2 separate regions of the Homo sapiens genome follow, and region 2 is linked to region 1. A link is an interaction called in ENCODE POLR2A ChIA-PET data of the cell type or tissue named here. Cell type or tissue: MCF 10A. All regions are shown on one strand. Links, peaks and the distances in the headings refer to the core of each region. The heading gives the core; the rest is flanking DNA. Region 1 holds the start of SYNE2 (spectrin repeat containing nuclear envelope protein 2). Region 2 overlaps SYNE2 (spectrin repeat containing nuclear envelope protein 2).

Region 1 (9,217 bases), core at 259-8,258:
CCTCAGCCTCCCAAGTAGCTAGGATTACAGGCATGAGCCACCACACCTAGCTTTTTTTTTTTTTTTTTTTTTTAGTAGAGACGGGGTTTCACCATGTTGGCCAGGCTGGTCTCGAACTCCTGACCTCAGGTGATCCACCTGCCTCAGCCGCCCAAAGTGCTGGGATTACAGGTGGGAGTCACTGCACCTGGCCGACAACATACTATGTTATCACACTACATTTGTATTTCGGTACATGGAAGAGTGTACGCATGGCCAGGTTCATGGCAACCCTTACTGTTTCCTAGTCAGAGATGTAACCATATGAGCCATCCATTTATAGGCCCAGGGTTGTGTTTTAAAAGAACTAGGTATGTCTCAGTTTGGCTTAACATTAACATTTGATTATCACTTCAAAGTACAGAGGATCTGTTTCATTGCACTTGTCATTAGTTTAATCTGCTGATTTAAAAGTATGTATTAATTTAATATCCAAACTAGGATGGCTAAGAGACACCACAGGTAATTAGAAGGGTCTAATTAGAGACACCTAAAAATATTTTGAGACATTGTATTCTGGACTCTTTAAGGTGTACTAGACAACATGGAGCAACAGTTCTTTCACTTCAACAAGGGCTTGTAACATAGATGCCTGGAAGGAAACAATGACTAGGAAATTGTAACATTTTCTCCAGAGACTGTTACCATTATGATTTTGCAGGATTTACTGTAAAGAAAGCAATAGACATAGAATGGAAATGAATAGAACCGAGAAGAGAAAAATAGCAGACAATGCTTTGTATACAGCTCCACAAATCCTAGAGCCCAACTTCTCCCTAAAATTGGCTCTCCAGCTTGCAACTCTCCAACCCATCAAGCAAAGTGGTTTTAGGAAAAGACAGCATATGGCCGGATGCGGTGGCTCATGCCTGTAATCCCAGCGCTTGGGGAGGCCGAGGTGGATGGATCACGAGGTCAGGAGTTCAAGACCAGCCTGGCCAAGATGGTGAAACCCCATCTCTACTAAAAATACAAAAATTAGCCAGGCATGGTGGCGGGCGCCTGTAATCCCAGCTACTTGGGAAGGTGAGGCAGGAGAATCACTTGAACCCAGGAGGCAGAGTTTGCAGTAAGCCAAGATTGCACCAGTGCACTCCAGCCTGGGCAACAGAGCAAGACTCTGTCTCAAAAAACAAACGAACGAACAAACAAAAAAACCCAGAAAGTTCTTTTTGGTTTATAGAGCTTTGTTGTGACTCAAGCCATTGTTAATAAATCATGCAAAGCTAGGTAGTCTGAGAAGTGATACCATTGGAAGGATAATCTAGGAATACAAGGAACTCTGCATTTGTGAAGAGTTGAGCTACTGACCATTAATAAAATGTGCATTTCAAATAATTTGCCTGAATCATCCTGGTAGTCACAGAGGTAAACGTTTTTGAAACAATTGTTCCAAATTGTGGGTACAACTTACAACTAATTTTTCCCATTAATATATGTTTGCTGAATGCATTATCAAACGTCTAATCTCTGCTCTTTGCCATCTAGTTTGAGTCACTTAAATAATTCAGGCAAGATTCTGTAGCCACAGACATATATATGAACTTGGAGTTTTAAGAAAAGTTAAGGCCGGTTGCAGTGGCTCATGCCTGTAATCCTAGCACTTTGGGAGGCTGAGGTGGGAGGATCACTTGAGGCCAGGAGTTTGAGACTAGCTTGGGCAACACAGCCAAACCCCGACTCTAAAAAAATGCAAAAATTACCGGTGTGGTGTCGTGCGCCTGTGGTCCCAGCTACTAAGCGGGGGGGGGGGGGGGGGGAATGAAATGGATGAAATGGGGGGGGGGGGTTGAGGCTGGAGGATATCTTGAGACCAGGAGGTAGAGGCTGCAGTGAGTTTAGATCGCGCCACTGTACTCCAGCCTGGGCGACAGAGTGAGACCCTGTCTAAAAAATGAAAAAGTTAAATTTGATTGTGATAGAAACTCAATAGAGAAATATTGAAAATCCGCTGCTTTTTAATGTAATAATAGTGAGGTGCGCCTTTTATTTGGAACTTCAAGTGCCTTAGTAATACGGTAATCACAGCGCTAGAGGTAAGTGGGTGTCAAGTGGCATCATCCTGGGTCCAAAGGGACTGATTATGGGCTGGAAAATCAAACTGGCACCTGCAAGACGCAGTTCCAAGGATGCAGTTCGCAGTGAGTTTTCAGACCTGGATGATGTATGTCAGGTCGGACGACTGAGACAGCTCTCCACTTCCCCTCATCCAAGGGGAAGGAGGAACCCAGTTATCTGCATTAACAAACGCCTCCCCTTCTCTCCAGGTGACCCCAAGATCCGGACCACACTACGAAATACGGATCCAGATTTTAAAGGCCTTCGAATCCAAAGTCCTCGTTTTACAAAGAGCCCGCGGGGTGAAATGACTTGCTCATGGTCTGGTAGCTAATCGCAGATCTGCTCTCTAACTCCTACTTCCAAGACCCAGGAATCTACGGGTGTTGGAGAAGACCCCTCCTGAAATCCTCCAGAAGAGCTTTTTGAGGGAGCTTGTGGCTCCTGTTCACCCAGCCCCGGGTAAGAAAAGGGTCGCGAACCTGCATTGCGAGGTGGTCTCTCCCTCACACCACCTCTGATGTCCCAAAAGACGGGGAGAAAGTTGCCCGCCCCGGGCTGCGGCGGGGCCTGCTGCTCCGCCCCGGCGCTGGCGGGCGCGCTCTACACTGGCCGCCGAGGGGCGAGCGCGGGACCCGGAGGCGGGCGGCGGGCGGGGAAGGCGCGGGGCGTGGTTTGCCGCTTTCCGAGCGCCAAGGAGCGGAGCGCGCTCAGCTGCGCCCAGAGCCTTCGGCCGGACCTGAAAAAGCGAGAGGGAGAGCGAGCAAAAGGCGCGATCCAGAGAGCCAGGCAAGCGGGGCGCCGACCTCGGGCGGCCCCGGCCCGCGCCCTTGCCCCTCGGCCGGGCGGACGGTGGGTGAGCGCGGCCGCGGGGCCCCAGCACCCCGGTGCGCCCCGGAGAGAGTGGGAGGGAGGGGAAGGGGCGGGGGCGAGAGAGGGAAAGGTCTCTGAGCCGGGGGCGGGGGCGGCGGGAGACGGGAACCGACCCGATGCCGGGGTCCGAGCCGGGCCACAGGAAACTTTGCTCGGGTGGGGAGAGCGGGGTGCGCGGAGGGCGCCGTAAACTTGTCAGCGGGCGGGGCGCTCCGGGGATTGGAGCGAGCGCCAGCGGGTGGCGTTTGTCTCTCTGGGTTCTTTGTGTCACCTCCGGGCCCCAGCCCGCCGGTCCGCCCGGCTCGGGCAGGCGCTGCGCGGGAGGCTGTGCCCGGGTGCCCCGGCCGCCCCCTCCCGGGCCCAGGCCCCGGCCCTCGGGGGCCGCTGATTGTTTTCATTCCTCGCGTCACGCCTGGGCGGGAAAGATTTTGAACGCCGCGTGAGCTGGAAGGCGGACAGCCGCGGCGCAGAGATTGCAGGATCGTGAGCGGTGCGGTGCTCGCCCCGGGGACCCGGGAACCCGCGGGTCGGGGCGCACCGGGGCTGGAGAGGGCGCGGGGACGGGCGGCCCGGGCACTGGAGGGGCGGCGGCGGGTGCGGCAGCCTAGCGCCTCCGCGGGGGCGGGGGGGCGCTCCGACGGCCGGGATTATAATTCCATTTTGATTGCTTGGGGTCTTTGTTGTCTGAAATTGCCTTTAGGGTCTGACGGTGGCACCTTCTCCTCCTTAGGTTATTTTTCTTCTGTTGAAAAGGGCGGGGCGGGGGCTGTGTATGGAATCAGTGCTGCTGGGAACATTAGCGCCTTATTTGATTGAGGCTGAGAAGTCCTGTGTAGCATTCGCGTTTGTGGAAGCCTGCTGTTTCCGAAAGTTATTTCCCCCTCCCTCCGTGAAAGGGAGCGTCTGAGCTGGACGCCGCAGGCACGGTTGTGTACAAGCACCAGCAAGTCGGAGCCAACCCGTGAGGGTTCTTTCAAGCCGCTCCACACTTGGCATCACTTTTTTTTTTTTTTTTGAGTTTGTTTTATTTGAAGCAACTTTTGTGTGCTTTTCTAGAAGTCCGAAGGCTTCGTTGCAGATACTATTTGGCTATGCTAGGATGGGTTCGATCATTTTTAGAGTTGGGGAATACAATTAAACCATGCCGGGCTACACCTGGCCTTCTCACCACTCCAGTACCTGCCACTGAGACATCGTAAACATGTTCAGAGGAGAGTGTTCAGCTTTTATGGGATGAATATTTGGTGTGTTTTCATGCTTTAATGCATGACTCCTTCTCCAAGTTGTCTTTCTGGAAAGCTGTGGAGACTCTTAAGGGCTTTTCCTGAGATAATTACTGAACGGCTTTAGCCCGGCCAGCCCCCTGGGGCGGTGGGAACAGGTGTAATCCTCATTAAGTTTTTTCGTGGTGAAGAATGGAGATGTCAAAATAAGTAAAAAGTGGAAATGTTTAGGTCTTTGTCCACATGTTTGAATTAACAAAGCTTATCTGAATTTTTAAAAAATCAAACTCAAACCACTTTTGGTCAGCTAGCCTTAAAATTGTTTGAAAAATCATGTGAATAAATTTACCTAATTAGAAATTTTTTAGCATTTCAGTGGATTCGTGTTAATTGTGTTGTAGGATATTACAGAATGTTTAGAGAACTGAGTCACAATGAGGTTATTCTGAGTAGTGCTCTCACTAGCATAAGGTGAGAGTTAATGTAAAATTTAAAAACTGAATGAATCACATTTTAATAAGGGAACGGGTGAAAAGCAATTGGTTCATTTTTCATTATTATATTTTTCATTACTTATATGTTTTAAATATATATTTTCAATAATTTCACAAAGTTATTTATTCATTTACTCAAACTCCTACATATACCAGCCACTGTGCTGGCTTCTGGAGATCTGAATAATAATAGTTACTCCTTATAGAATGCTTATTTTATACCAGTAGATATTTTACATAGATTACCTTTTTACCTTTTTCATCTATAAGTATTTATTGAGTACCTACAATGTATTGTGCTGGGTGTTGGGGCGATAGTGGTGCACAAGACAGTCGTGATTCCTGCCCTTATCTAGGTGGGGAATCTAGGCAGGAAATAAAATATATTGCTAAACTAATAGCAGCTTTTGAAAGGTAAATCATATCACATCATTCTTCTGTTCAAAACCCTCCATTGGCTTCCTATGTCTCTCTGAGTGAATGGCAAAGACCTGACAGTGGCTCCCAGAACAACCTCTTTTGGCTTCCCTGCCTCTCCATGCTGTGACTTTCCTATCTTATCTGTTGCTCTCCTCCCTACTCGAGTGTCTACAGCCAAACCAGCTTTCTTGCTGCATGAGGGCCTTTGGACTTGTTGTGCGCTGCCTGGAATGACCCCCTGTCCCTAGCTCCCATATCTCTAATGGCTCTTGTTGATCTGACCCCCTTCACTTCTTTACTTGATGTTATTTTGTCAGTGAGCCTTCACTAACCTCCAAATTTAAAATCACAGCCATCCTCGCGACTCCCATTCCTCCTTTCATAAGTTGTTATTTTTCCTCCGTAGCACTTATGGCTATATCATATGTTGCTTGTTTATTGTCTGTCTTTTTCGGGAGATTTTATATCCTTCAGAACTGTATCACAGCTGTTTTATTCACTGTTACACCTTCAGAATCTGGAACGGTAACTGGCGTATAGCAGGTCCTCAATAACTTGAATGAGTGTTGAGTGGAAAGAAGGGTATAACAGAGTGCTGGGACATGGAATAACCAAGGCCTCCTAGAATACTGGTGAGAAGGCCTCTAGGTGGAAGTGACATTTAACTGAGACTTGAAGATGAGAAGGAGCTAGCCATGTTGTTGTGGCATAAGAGGTTGTAGAGAGGAGACAGGCATGGAAGAAGATCCGGCCGAGAGATAGGATGCTCAAAGGCCTCCAGGCAGGAAAGAGCTAGGTGGTGTGTGGATTTATTGGAACTGAGAGGTCATTGTGGCTGAGCACTGTCAAGTTAAGGGAGGGTAGGACTAAATGACAGGGTGGAAATCAGGTGTCAGATCATGCAGGGCCTTTCTGGAGAAATTAACATGGAATCCTCATATGTAGCCTATTAGCCCTTTTTATGGTTTAAGAAACTGGGCATCAGGGAGATTGAATAACTTTCTGAGATTATGCAGTAGGTGAGTGGCAGCGCCTAGAATACAAAGCCAGGCTCGCAGACTCTAACGAACCTGTATCTGACCACTATGTCAAAATCAAAAGACAGTCCCTGTCCTGGTGAAGCTGTTAGTCTAGTGGGAAGACAAGCTATTGCAGTATACACATGTGCTCCTGGGGGCTGTGGGAGGAGGGAAGCCCCTAGTTCTGCCTGGGAGTGGGACAGGCCAAATTGGAAACATACAATCATTTTTCCTTTTTTATTATTGTGAAATATTTCAGATTGGCAACATCTTAATTAAGAAATAATATTAAATACAATAGCCTATTCTCTGAGTCTTCACTGTATGTTCCCCTCCTTTTTTTCTTTTTAAAGACAAAATGCTTGCTTTCACATGTACAAAGGATCTGTGTCATAATGCCCCCTTTCCTACTTTCATCAAATAAAAGATTATGTCTGGAGTAGTGTAAATTCACTTATTTTATTTTTTTGAGACAAGGTCTCGTTCTATCACCCAGGCTGGAGTACAGTGGTGCGATCATGGCTCACTGTAGCCTCTACCTCCTGGGCCCAAGTGATTCTCCCACCCCGGCCTCCCAAGTAACTGACTACAGGTGCACACTACCATGCCTGGCCAACTGTGAATTTTTTTGTAGAGAAGAGGTCTCACCATGTTGCCTAGGCTGGTCTCCAACTCCTGGCCTCAAGTGATCCTCCCACCTCAGCCTCCCAAAGTGCTGGATTACAGGCATGAGTCTGCCCTTGGCCTCGTGTTTACATTTGAGAAGTTTTTGACTTATGTATAGACCTGTGGAACTGTCTCCCTGTAGCTCCTTGCTATACCCTGAATCCCTCTTCCTCATCCAGCCAATGATAGCTTTCTGTCTCTGTGGATTAGTTTGCGTTTTTTAGAATGTTATGTAAATGGAATCATGTAGTAAGTTCTCTTCTTTGCCTGGCTTTTGCTTAGCATAATTATTTTGAGACTCATCCACATTGTATCAATAGCTGATTTCTTTTTATTGTTAAGTAATACTCCATTGTACTGATAGACGCCAGTTCATGTATCTTTTCACCCATTGATAGACATTTAGGTTGTTTCTGGTTTTGGGCTATTAAAAATAAAGCTGCCATGAACATTATACACAGTCTTTGTATGCATATCTTTCATTTCCCCTGGGTAGATGTCTAGGAGTAGAATGACTAGATCCTATGGTAGGCATATGTTTAATTTTTCAAAGAACTACTATACTTTTCCAAAGTGGTTATATAATATAACCAAAATAGTCTATGAGGGTTCCAGTTGCCCCAGATCCTTGCCAACAGTTGGGGTGGTTAGGCTTTTATAGCCATTCTGTTGGGTGTGTAGTGACACCTCATTGTGGTTTTAATTTCCATTTCCCTGATGACTAATGATGTTGAGCATCATTTCATATGCTTATTTACCATCCATTTATCTTCTTTGTTGAAGTGTCTACTCAAATTTTTTGCCCGTTTTCTTGCATTGTTTTCCTTCTTATTGAGTTTTGAGAGTTCTTTGTGTATTCTGGATGCAAGTCATTTGTCACGTGTAAGATTTGCAAATATTTCCATTCAGTCTTATCTTAGTCCATTTTGTGCTGCCATTACAGAATACCATAGATTGGGTAATTTATAATGAACAGAAATTTATTGGCTCATGGTTCTAGAATCTGGGAAGTCTAAGATTGATGGGGCGACATCTGGTGAGAGCATTTTTGCTGTATCATTACATGACAGAAGGGCAAAGAGAGGGTGAGAAAGAAGCAAAATGGAGCTGTTTTATTATTTTTATTTTATTATTTATTTATTTATTTAAGACACAGTCTCACTCTGTCACCCAGGCTGGAGTGCAGTGACACAGTCTCAGCTCACTGCAACCTCTGCCTCCTGGGTTCTAGTGATTGTGGTACCTGGGATTACAGGTGTGCGTCTCCACACCGGCCTTTTTTTTTTTTTTTTTTTTTTTTTTTTTTTTGATTTTTAGTAGAGACAGGGTTTCACTGTGTTGGCCAGGATGGTCTTGAACTCCTGGCCTCAAGTGATCTGCCCACCTTGGCCTCCCAAAGTGCTGGGATTACAGGCATGAGCCACTGCACCCAGCCTATTTTTTTTTTTGAGACAGTATCTCGCTGTGTTGCCCAGGCTGGAGTGCAGTGGCTTGATCTCAGCTCACTGCAACCTCTGCCTCCCAGGTTCAAGCGATTCTCCTGCCTTAGCCTCCTGAGTAGCTGGGACTCCAGGTGCGTGCCACCACTCTCAGCCTGATTTATTCCTTTATAAGGAACCCACTCCTGCGATGATGGCATTAATCCATTAATGACAGCAGAGCCCTTATAACCTATCACCTGATAAAAGTTCCATCTCTTAATACTGTAATATTGTAACAGTATTGCCTCTTAATAATGTTACGATGGCGATTAAATTTCACCAGAGTTTTGGAGGGGACATTTAAACCATAGCAAATTTATTACATTCTCTTAACAATATCTTTTGAAGATACTGTTCTTAATTTTGATGAAGTACAATTTGTCAATTTATTCTTTATGGATTGTACTTTTGGTATTATTATCTAAGAAATCTGCCTAATTCAAAGTCAAAAAGGCTTTCTCCTATGATTTTTTTCTAAAATTTTTATAGGTTTTGGTTTAACATTTAGGTTCATGTACTTTAATTTTTGTTTATGGTGTGAATATGGGTGGAAGTTTACCCCACCTATGCCAGGAACATTTGGTAATTTTTGGAGACAGTGTCTGGAAACCATGTCTGGTGTAGGGACGAGGGGCATTTGTTCCCAGCCATCTACTGGGCAGAAGTCTAGGATGCTGCTAGATACCCTACAGTGGATAGGTGAGATCCTCTCAATAGAGAATTATTCAGCCAAAGTGTTAGTAGTGCCAGGGTTGAGACACTCTAGGCTTGAGGTTTATTAATTTTATTGAACTCCATGAACCAGCTGTTGGTTTCATTGATATTGTTTAATATTTTTCTATTTTCCCTTTGATTGATTTTCACTCAGATCTTTATTTTTCCCTTCTACTTTTGGGTTTAATTTGTTCTTATTCCAGTTTCCTTAGGTCATTGATTTGTGACTT
Region 2 (9,217 bases), core at 261-8,260, 54 kb after region 1:
AATGATTCTTTCCCCTACATTTGATACCTTATATTTGATTAATATTCAATGAAATGGCCATTCTTTTTTTTTTTTAATTTCAGAGACATTCTATATATTTTTTTAAATTTCAACTTTTATTTTAGATACAGAGGGCACATGTGCAGGTTTGTAACATGGGTATATTGTAACCAGGTGGTGAGCATAGTACCCAATAGGTTGTTTTTCAACCCATGCTCCCTTCCCTCCCTTCACCCCTCTGGAAGTCTGCAGTGTCTTTTGTTCCCATGTTTATGTCTATGTGTTCTCAATGTTTAGCTCCCACTTTTAAGTGAAAACATATATTATTGGTTTTCTGTTCCTGTGTTAATTCGCTTAGGATTATGGCCTCCAGCTCCATCCATGTTGCTGCAAAGGCTATGATTTTATTCTTTTTTATGGCTTGTAGTATTCCATGGTGTGTATGCACTACCTTTTCTTTATCAAATCCACTGTTGATGGGAACCCAGGCTGAATCCATGTCTTTGTTATTGTGAGTAACCTGGCAATAAACTTATGAGTGCATGTGTCTTTTTGGTAGCATGATCTGTTTTCCTTTGGGTATATATGCAGTAATAGGATTGCTGGGTTGAATGTTAACTCTGTTTTAAGTTCTTTGAGACATCTGCAAACTGCTTTCCACAGTGGCTGCACTAATTTACTTTCCCACTGACAGTTTATAAGCGCTCTTTTCTCTGCAGCCTCACCAGCATCTGCTGTTTTTTGACTTTTAGTAGTAGCCATTCTGACTGGTGTGAGATGGTGTATCTTGGTGGTTTTGATTTGTATTTCTCTGATAATTAGTGATGATAAGCATTTTTTCATGTTAGTTGGCCACTTCTAAGTCTCCTTTTAAGAAGTGTCTATTCATGTCCTTTGCCCATTTTTTAATGGGGTTGTCTTTTGCTTGTTGATTTCTTTAAGATCCTTATAGATTCTGAATATTAGGCCTTTGTCAGTGCATAGTTTGCAAATGTTTTCTTCCATTCTGTAGGTTGTTTACTTTGTTGATAGTTTCTTTTGCTGCGCAGGAACTCTTTAATTAGATCCCATTTGTCAATTTTTGTTTTTTGTTGCTTTTGCTTTTGGAGACTTAGCCAAAAGTTCTTTGTCACGGCTTATGTTGAGAAGGGTATTTCCTAGGTTTTCTTCCAGGATTTTTATAGTTTGAGGTCTTACATTTAAATCTTTTATCTATGTTGAGTTAATTTTTGTTTATGGTGAAAGATAAGGAAGGATTCAGTTTCATTCTTCAGCATATGGCTATACAGTTATCCCAGCATCATTTATTGAATAGGGAGTCATTTCCCCATTGCTTACTTTTGTCAGTCTTGTTAATATCAGATGGTTGGAAATGTGCAGCTTTATTTCTGAGTTTTCTATTTTGTTCTATTGGTCTTTGTGTCTGTTTTTGTATCAGTACCATACTGTTTTGGTTACTGTAGCCATAGAGTATATTTTGAAATTGGGTAGTGTGATGGCTCTGGCTTTGTTCTTTTTTCTTAGGATTGCTTTGACTATTTGGGCTCTTTTTTGGTTTTATATGAATTTTAGAGTTGTTTTTTCTAATTCTGTGAAGAATGTTCATAGTTTGATAGCAATGGCATTGAATTTGTAAATTGCTTTGATAGTATGGTCATTTCAATGATATTGATGCTCCTAATCCATGGGCATGGAACGTTTTTCCCTTTATTTGTCTCATCTCTGATTTCTTTCAGCAGTGTTTTATAATTCTCCTTGAGATCTTTCACCTCTTTGGTTAGCTGTGTTCCTAGATATTTCATCATCTTTGTGGCTATTGTAAACGGGATTATGTTCTTGACTCTCAGCCTGGATGTTACTGGTGTATAGAAATGTTACTAATTTTTGTACATTGATTTTACATCCTGAAACCCTTCTAAAATCACATATCAGTTCTAGTAGCCTTTTGGCAGAGTCTTTAGGGTTTTCTAGGTATAGAATCATATCATCAGCAAAGAGAGATTGTTTGACCTCTTCTTTTCCTATTTGGATGCCTTTTATTTCTTTCTCTTGCCTGATTGCTCTGGCGGGGGCTTCCAGTGCTATGTTGAATAGGAGTGGTGAGAGTGGACATCCTTGTCTTGTTCTGACTCTCAGGGGGAATTGTTCCAGCTTTTGCCCGTTGAATATGATGTTGGCTGTGGGTTTTTTCATAGATGGCTCTTATTATTTTGAGGTATGTTCCTTCAATGCCTAGTCTGTTGAGGGTTTTTTTAAATCATAAAGGGAAATGTTGGATTATATAAAAAGTTTTTCTGTGTCTATTGAGATGACATATGGTTTTTGCTTTTAATTCTGTTTATGTGGTGAATCACATTTATTGATTTGCATATGTTAGAACCAACCTTGCATCCCAGGAATAAAGCCTAATTGATCGTGATGAATTAACTTTTTTATGTGCTGCTGGATTCAGTTTGCTAGTATTTTGTTGAGAATTTTTGCATCTATGTTCATCAGGGATATTGGCCTGAAGTTTTCTTTTTTAGTTGTGTCTTTGCCAAATTTTGGTATTAGGCTGATGCTGGCTTCATAGTATGAGTTAGGGAGGAGTCCCTCCTCCTTGATTTTTTGGAATTGTTTCAGTAGGATTTGTACCAGTTCCTCTTTACACTTCTGGTAGAATTCAGCTGTGAATCCATCTGGTCCAGAGCTTTTTTTGGTTGGTAGGTTTTAAAAAAAATTATTATTGGTTCAACTTCGGAGTTTGATATTGGTCTACTCAAGATTTCAATCTCTTCCCAATTCAATCTTGGGAAATTGTGTTTCCAGGAATTTATCCATTTCCTCTAGATTTTCTAAGTTGTGTGCATAGAGTTGTTGTAGTGGATCTTTTGTATTTCTGAGGGATCAGCTGTAATATCTTTGTCATTTCTGATTATACTGATTTGGATCTTCTCAGAGACATTCTTACCAAATTCAAGGTACTGTCCAAATAATGCTAATTCTAATAGGACTATTTTGCATGAAATGCTATTTTGTAAAAAGTACACTCTTGTCTTGTTGAGTTGCTATAACAAAATACCATAAAATGGGTAGTTTGTAAATGACAGAAATCTAATCCAAGATCAAGTCCAGAAGATTCAATGTCTGATGAGGGCCTGTTTCCTCATAGATGGCCATCCTCTCAGTCTATCCTCACATGGTAGAACGGGTAAGGAGTCTCTCTTGGGCCTCTTTTATAAGGGGACTAATCCCATTAATGAGGATCACCTCCCAAAGGCCCCACCTCCTAATACCGTGACATTGGGGATTAGATTTCAACATATGGACTTTGGGGGACGTAAGAACTCAGTCCACTGCAGCTCCTGACAGTCACATCCATCTCCAGCTTTAAGTGATGGGGCATGCAGTCTCCTTTGCTCTCAGAGTACCTTCTGTACTTATTAGAGGATTTTGCTTAATATTCTGTTCATTTATCATTCTCAGAGGATTGAATCTCTTGAGAGTGGCATCCAGCTTATATAATTATTTGTTGTGCAAATGAATGAAAACAAAAATAAATGACATATGGCAAACTCTCACTCACCTTAGGAGACACCATCATGTGTTGGTTTAGAGCATGAACTCTGAAGCCCAAACCACCTGGATTCAAGTCTTGGCTCCATCATTTATTACCTGTGTGTCCTTAGACAATTGTGAATCATACTGGTGCATCTAAGCTTTGTCTTTTCAAATGTGGAGATAACTGTAGTTCCTAACTCTTACCATTGTTATAAAGATTAAATGAGGTTGTATATACAAAGTGCTTGTAACAGTGCCTGTATACAGTAAGTACTGTATAATATTGCTATTATCCTTTTTTTTTTTAAATAGCGATGACATGGAATAGTGTGTGCCCTTAGAAAATTCATTCTGGAATTCAAATCTTAGGGTGCCAAAATGAAGAAGTGCTTTATCTCCACTTTGGGTTCAGGAGCCCCAGAGTATGGGAAGGGGTGGTGGAGGTCCTCAGTATATCGCAAAGCTGAGGATGTTTGTATCTTTGTCACTCATCAGGCTGCCAAGGCTCATGGTGAACTAATAAACAGCCTTTCTTTTTGGTTAGAATCTCTCAATTCCATATAGCAACTCTTTTACCTCAGGCTGGTTGTGATTCATCTTAATTTGGAGGATAAACAAATTAATCATTAATTAGTCAAGTTAATTTGGTAGCTGAAATCTTTAACAACAGTGATCCATGCAAGAGCTAATAAAAGGGATATGGATGATAAACAGAGGGGGCAGGCAGGATTGAAAGATTTTTGAACTAGCAGGGACTGTTTAATGATTCTTATTCTTTGTATTTTTTGAAGTGTTCTGTTTAATATTTAATATGATTGACCGTATCTAGCTGTTGGCCTCATACTTATCTTTTAGTTCCACGCCGCCCCCTCCCCCAGCATTTTATTATGCAAAATTTCTAGTATACAGCAAAGTTAAAGGAATTTAAAAGTGAATACCTATAGGGTCAACACATAGATTCTAACATTAATATTTTGCAATGCTTGCTTGATCACAAAGCTGTACAATTATCCATCCCTATGTACACCCCCAATCTACTTTATATTTTTATATGCTTGGTTAGGTTTATTATTTGATCATCCATATGGGAGAAGTCGGTGTTTTATACTTATCCTCCAGAAACTAATAGTGGTAAATAAATACATGAAGCAATGCTTTTAAAGAGGTATGAAGTAAAAACTGCTCTCACTGGAAGGATTCTTTAAGAATCAAGGTGGGGCGAGGGGAAGAAATGTGTAGGTGAAAAAATAAGCCTTTGGGAAAATAATTCAATATATTAGATAACTCATTAAAATATTCTTTTTGATATATTAGATTTTTAGTTTCACTTTGCAAGCTATGCAGGCTCAGCTCTTATTGTTTCCAGTAAATGGCAACATAACTGGGGCAGAAAAGGAACTAAGTTCAAAAAAAGTTTTAAAGAAAATCCTTGAAGGTTGAAGGCTAACAATCACATAACACTAATGCCTAAGATATCAGTTTGTGTCAACTTTCCTTCCTCTAGACAAGTTATTACATCGAATTGCCTGGCCTTCCTTTTCACCACTGGTATAGAATCCACAATGCTAGTTCTTCTGGAGTTCTGAAAGCAGCTCCAAAGGGCATGAATAAGTCATAGGGCAAAATCTTGATTATGATTCAAAAAGAAGGCATAGTTACTTTGTTCTTCATGAACCATGGAAGCACATAGTAGAAAGCCATACTTGTTTTGGAGGACAGTTTTTGGTTGCTGCTGTTTTCTGGCAATGCATGTTTACTAGAAACAGAGCTGCAAAGTTACTAATGAACATTTATCCATTTCACTTTCAGTTCACTTCTTCAACTGAGATGGACATGATATAATCTCCATTGAGTCAAAGAATGGCATCTAGTCCTGAGCTTCCCACCGAAGATGAACAGGGTTCCTGGGGCATCGACGATCTCCATATTTCATTGCAAGGTAATTAAGATTGGGTGGGGGTAACACCCACAGAAACTGGGGAAACCTTACTTTTATCTAGTTGCAAGTCACACTGATTTTCGTCTCTCTTATGGAGATAAATATATCTGTATTTTTCCAACTGTAGAAACCTTTTAATATATTTAAATGTCTTTATTTCTGCCTTAGCTCTCTGGGAAAGTAAGGAATACCTGCAAGGAATTTGCTATCTCCAGTTTCTTACTGAGTGTATGCATTTTATTTGCAGTGAAAATTAAATAGTAAACTGTAGTTTGCTTGGCATTGTTTTTACTTCTTATCTTTTTGTGTAGCTTCTTTTAAATGCACATCCTTGCCAGGCACGGTGGCTCATGCCTGTAATCCCAGCACTATGGGAGGCCGAGGCGGGCGGATCACCCAAGGTCAGGAGTTCGAGACCAGCCTGACCAACATGGGGAAACCCTGTCTCTACTAAAAATACAAAATTAGCCAGGTGTTGTGGCACATGTCTGTAATCCCAGCTACTTGGGAGGCTGAAGCAGGAGAATTGTTTGAACCCGGGAGGCGGAGGTTGCAGTGAGCTGAGATTGTGCCATTGCATTCCAGCCTGGGCAACAAGAGCGAAACTCCATCTCAAATAAATGAATGAATGAATGCACATCCTTATTTTGTCCTGATAGGAAGAGAGGTAATATTATAAATGAATGACCTTTCAGTCATGTGAATCATGTGTGCATGTATATAAGTGCTGTCATTTTTTTAAAAGTGCTTCTTGTGGAGTTTGGCAATATTTTTGTTGTATTTTGAAAATTCACTAGCCACTAGACCTTCTACCTTTGTTGATAAAGCAAATTTTGGAGTTGAGTAAAGTAAGCTAGTATAAAAGAAATAAGGCTATAGCAGGCCTTTGAAAATATTTATGGAACTATGTGTTTTAAAGTAACTTTAAGATTATGGGCAGTATTATGCAGCATTTTTAGAATGTTACTCAAAGTCATAGATTCTGAGTCATTTATGGTAAAGATGCCAAAATTACTTTTTTTCTGATATTTTCCTTTAAATTAAAGATCTGTTTTGATGCCATATTGAGTGATTTGGCAAAATAAAATCTGTTTTGAATGATTTGCTTCTATATTTTGAGCTGAGATGGAAATCAATAGCTGTTAGAATAGACAGTATCTGTATATATCAGCCTTTTCAAAGTAATTATTGTATACTTTGTGTAGAGTAAGAAACATTTAAATTGTTGAGAGGTTATACTTGAGGTAAGAATTTTTAAAATTTTCAGTAAGGACTTAAAAATAATGTCTGAATATTCAGATGTAGATGGAATCAAGCTTTCATTTAACTGGAAAAAAATTATTGTTTTTCTATGATGTTTTGGTTGCATGTAACGTTTTGGCTGCAATAAGTAGGTAAATCAGATTTGTAATGCTGGCTCTGCCAGTCACTGATTCTTTGAACTTGGAGGAGAGATTTCATCTTTTGAGTCTCAGTTTCCTTATTTGTAAAATGTGAATCAGAGTTCCCACACTGCAGCTGCATTTTGAAGATGAACAGTAAGGGAGACAAAGGGGCTTAGCACAGTGCCTAACACAGACTAGGGACTCAGTATGTACATCACACTTTCTTTTTCTAGGTTTATGGCCAAAATCTTACTCTCAAAGTATTTCTTGTCCAAGAGCACATGGCTGGAGTAGAAACTTCATGATCTATAGGAAAAAATTGTAAACCAGATGTCTGGTTTTTTTCTGCTTTTTCTTTTGTTTGTTTTGTTTTAACATTTCTGTTCAATGGCTCCCTATCACATGTGGGATGAAGTCCAGACTTCTTGGCGTGGTTCAGGCTTTTACTGGTCCAGTGCTTGCCTTTCTCTCTGCTCTTATCTCCCACCATGCCCCATAAGCACTCTGTGCTCCAACCCCATGGTTCCTTAAGGGGCCATATTCTCCCTGGTCCGCCAGCCTGTGTGCTTTCATTCAGATTGTTTCCCTTGTAGCTCCCCCGGCCCCTCCTCCAGCAGCAGAAGTCATCCTCTCATCCATCCTTCATACATCCTTTATCCATCCCCAGGACGATTAGAATCAGTTTCCTGTGAGCTCTGCTCTCTCTTAGGCTGAGATAACGTGCTCCCTCCTCTGTTCTCCCGTAGTATCTCTTTGAGCACTTGGTAGTATTATTATTATTATACATATCAAGTAATATTTTCTTCCCCACAGCAGGGGACATTTTGACTTTTATGTAGCATGCTGTAACTTATGTAGCACTTTTGCATACATTATCTCATTTGATCCTCACAACCACATGATGAAGTAGATTTAAAAAAAATCTTTGACAATTGAGAAAGAGGCTGCAGCTCAGAAAGAATGAATTACTTGCCCAGAGTCCCGCAGCTAGTGAGCAGTGGAGCTGTGTTTTGACTAGGACAGTTTTCTTTGTATTGTACCATACCCTCTTTGTTACACTTCAAAGAACAGTTTGAAAGAGGGAGTTTCCTTAACAACTTTCACTGGAAAATTCATTAAATCTTAGCCTTAACCTATTCAATCCATAGCAAGTTTTCACATCCAGAATATGGAGGGCATCTTTAAGTAATATTAGTGATCTCAGGCTTATAAGTAGCTCAAAATAATTAGCAAATTACTGAGAAATGAGTGGTTTCTTATAGCATGTTTTGAATTATCGTAGGTTATACAATCTGTTTTACAATTGGAGAGTAGTATGGACTGTTTTGCAATGTAAATGTGATATACGTGCACTGGTCAGTCTGAATGATTTCCTTTAATGATGTATTTAGAGGAATCGTGGTGCTGGACACACTGCTGTCTTAGGGGGACTGGTAGAAAGCCAATACTATAATGTCAAGGTGACGCTGGGCAGTCTGTTCACATTAGCCAGGTACCCTCAAGAGATACCAACCAAGAAGTTCCCATACCTATAAGATGAAGGCTTTACGGCGAAATGAATAGATTTCCCAAAGTTAAGCTCCATATTGTTATCAGTGAATTTGTAATGATTCTTTCAGCCTAAGTTGTTGAAGGAAAGAAGGAAAGGAGGGAGGAAGGAAGAAAAGAAGGCAGACACTTGTATATATTTCTAAAGGCACCTTTGCTTTCATAGCAGGATTATTAGCTATTTGAGAAAAAAAAAAGATGGACAATATTATCTGCATGAAGTACTACTGAACCAAAGGCTGTTGGTGGTAGTCTTAAAGGCACTTGGCATTGTACACACAGCAAGCAGACTCGTATTTCACAGAATTCACATGTGCTTAATGATCCCTGGGGTAATATGAGAAAGAGATTTCATGTAATATAAGAGGCTCAGGATCCCTGCTCATAAGAAAGTTTTTATTTTTCTTTGTTTCAGAACCTTTTTTTAGAGGCAGATAGAGACAGTAGAATGGCCTAATTAACTTATAAAGCCTGCTTTATTTTAGCAAAAACTTAATCTAAGGTGAGACAATTGTGGCAACACCCTGACTCAGAATAACACACGCAAGAAAAGATTAAAATGTCTCAGTTGAAATGTAGTGCTTCATCATTAATATGCTATGAAAGCATATAGCCCGTATGTACAGGGCCTAAAAGGAATCAGCCCTGAAGATCAGGCAGTGCTTTGCCGAAATTCATAGAGCAGGACGATAAGCAAGTGACTTTATCTTTCTTTTCATTGATTTTTTTGTGTGCTCTTTGAGAAAATATCTTTGTAAAGCCAATTTGAGGGTACCCTCCCTCTTTTTTTTGAGAGAGGGTCTTG

The links. Peaks named below come from ENCODE experiments on the same cell type or tissue, not always from the same donor. Only the 100,000 strongest peaks of a DNase experiment are listed, where the experiment ranks them.
Region 2: POLR2A ChIA-PET joins it to region 1 with 13 read pairs; 14 of 35 experiments call an interaction of 5 or more read pairs at or near these places.

What each region holds. Positions count from the first base shown.
Region 1 is chr14:63,850,195-63,859,411 of GRCh38, forward strand. SYNE2 (spectrin repeat containing nuclear envelope protein 2) reads left to right here and starts at 2,810. Exons shown (of 116, transcript NM_182914.3): 1 at 2,810-2,949. RefSeq lists a silencer at 2,601-3,580. In MCF 10A, for the core only: no CTCF peak of the experiment used is centred there; DNase peaks (open chromatin) are centred at 2,777 and 3,877.
Region 2 is chr14:63,903,749-63,912,965 of GRCh38, forward strand. It overlaps SYNE2 (spectrin repeat containing nuclear envelope protein 2), which reads left to right. Exons shown (of 116, transcript NM_182914.3): 2 at 5,350-5,479. The coding sequence starts at 5,401. Among named protein-coding and RNA genes, the nearest start is that of SYNE2, 55 kb to the left of the region's middle. In MCF 10A, for the core only: no CTCF peak of the experiment used is centred there; no DNase peak of the experiment used is centred there.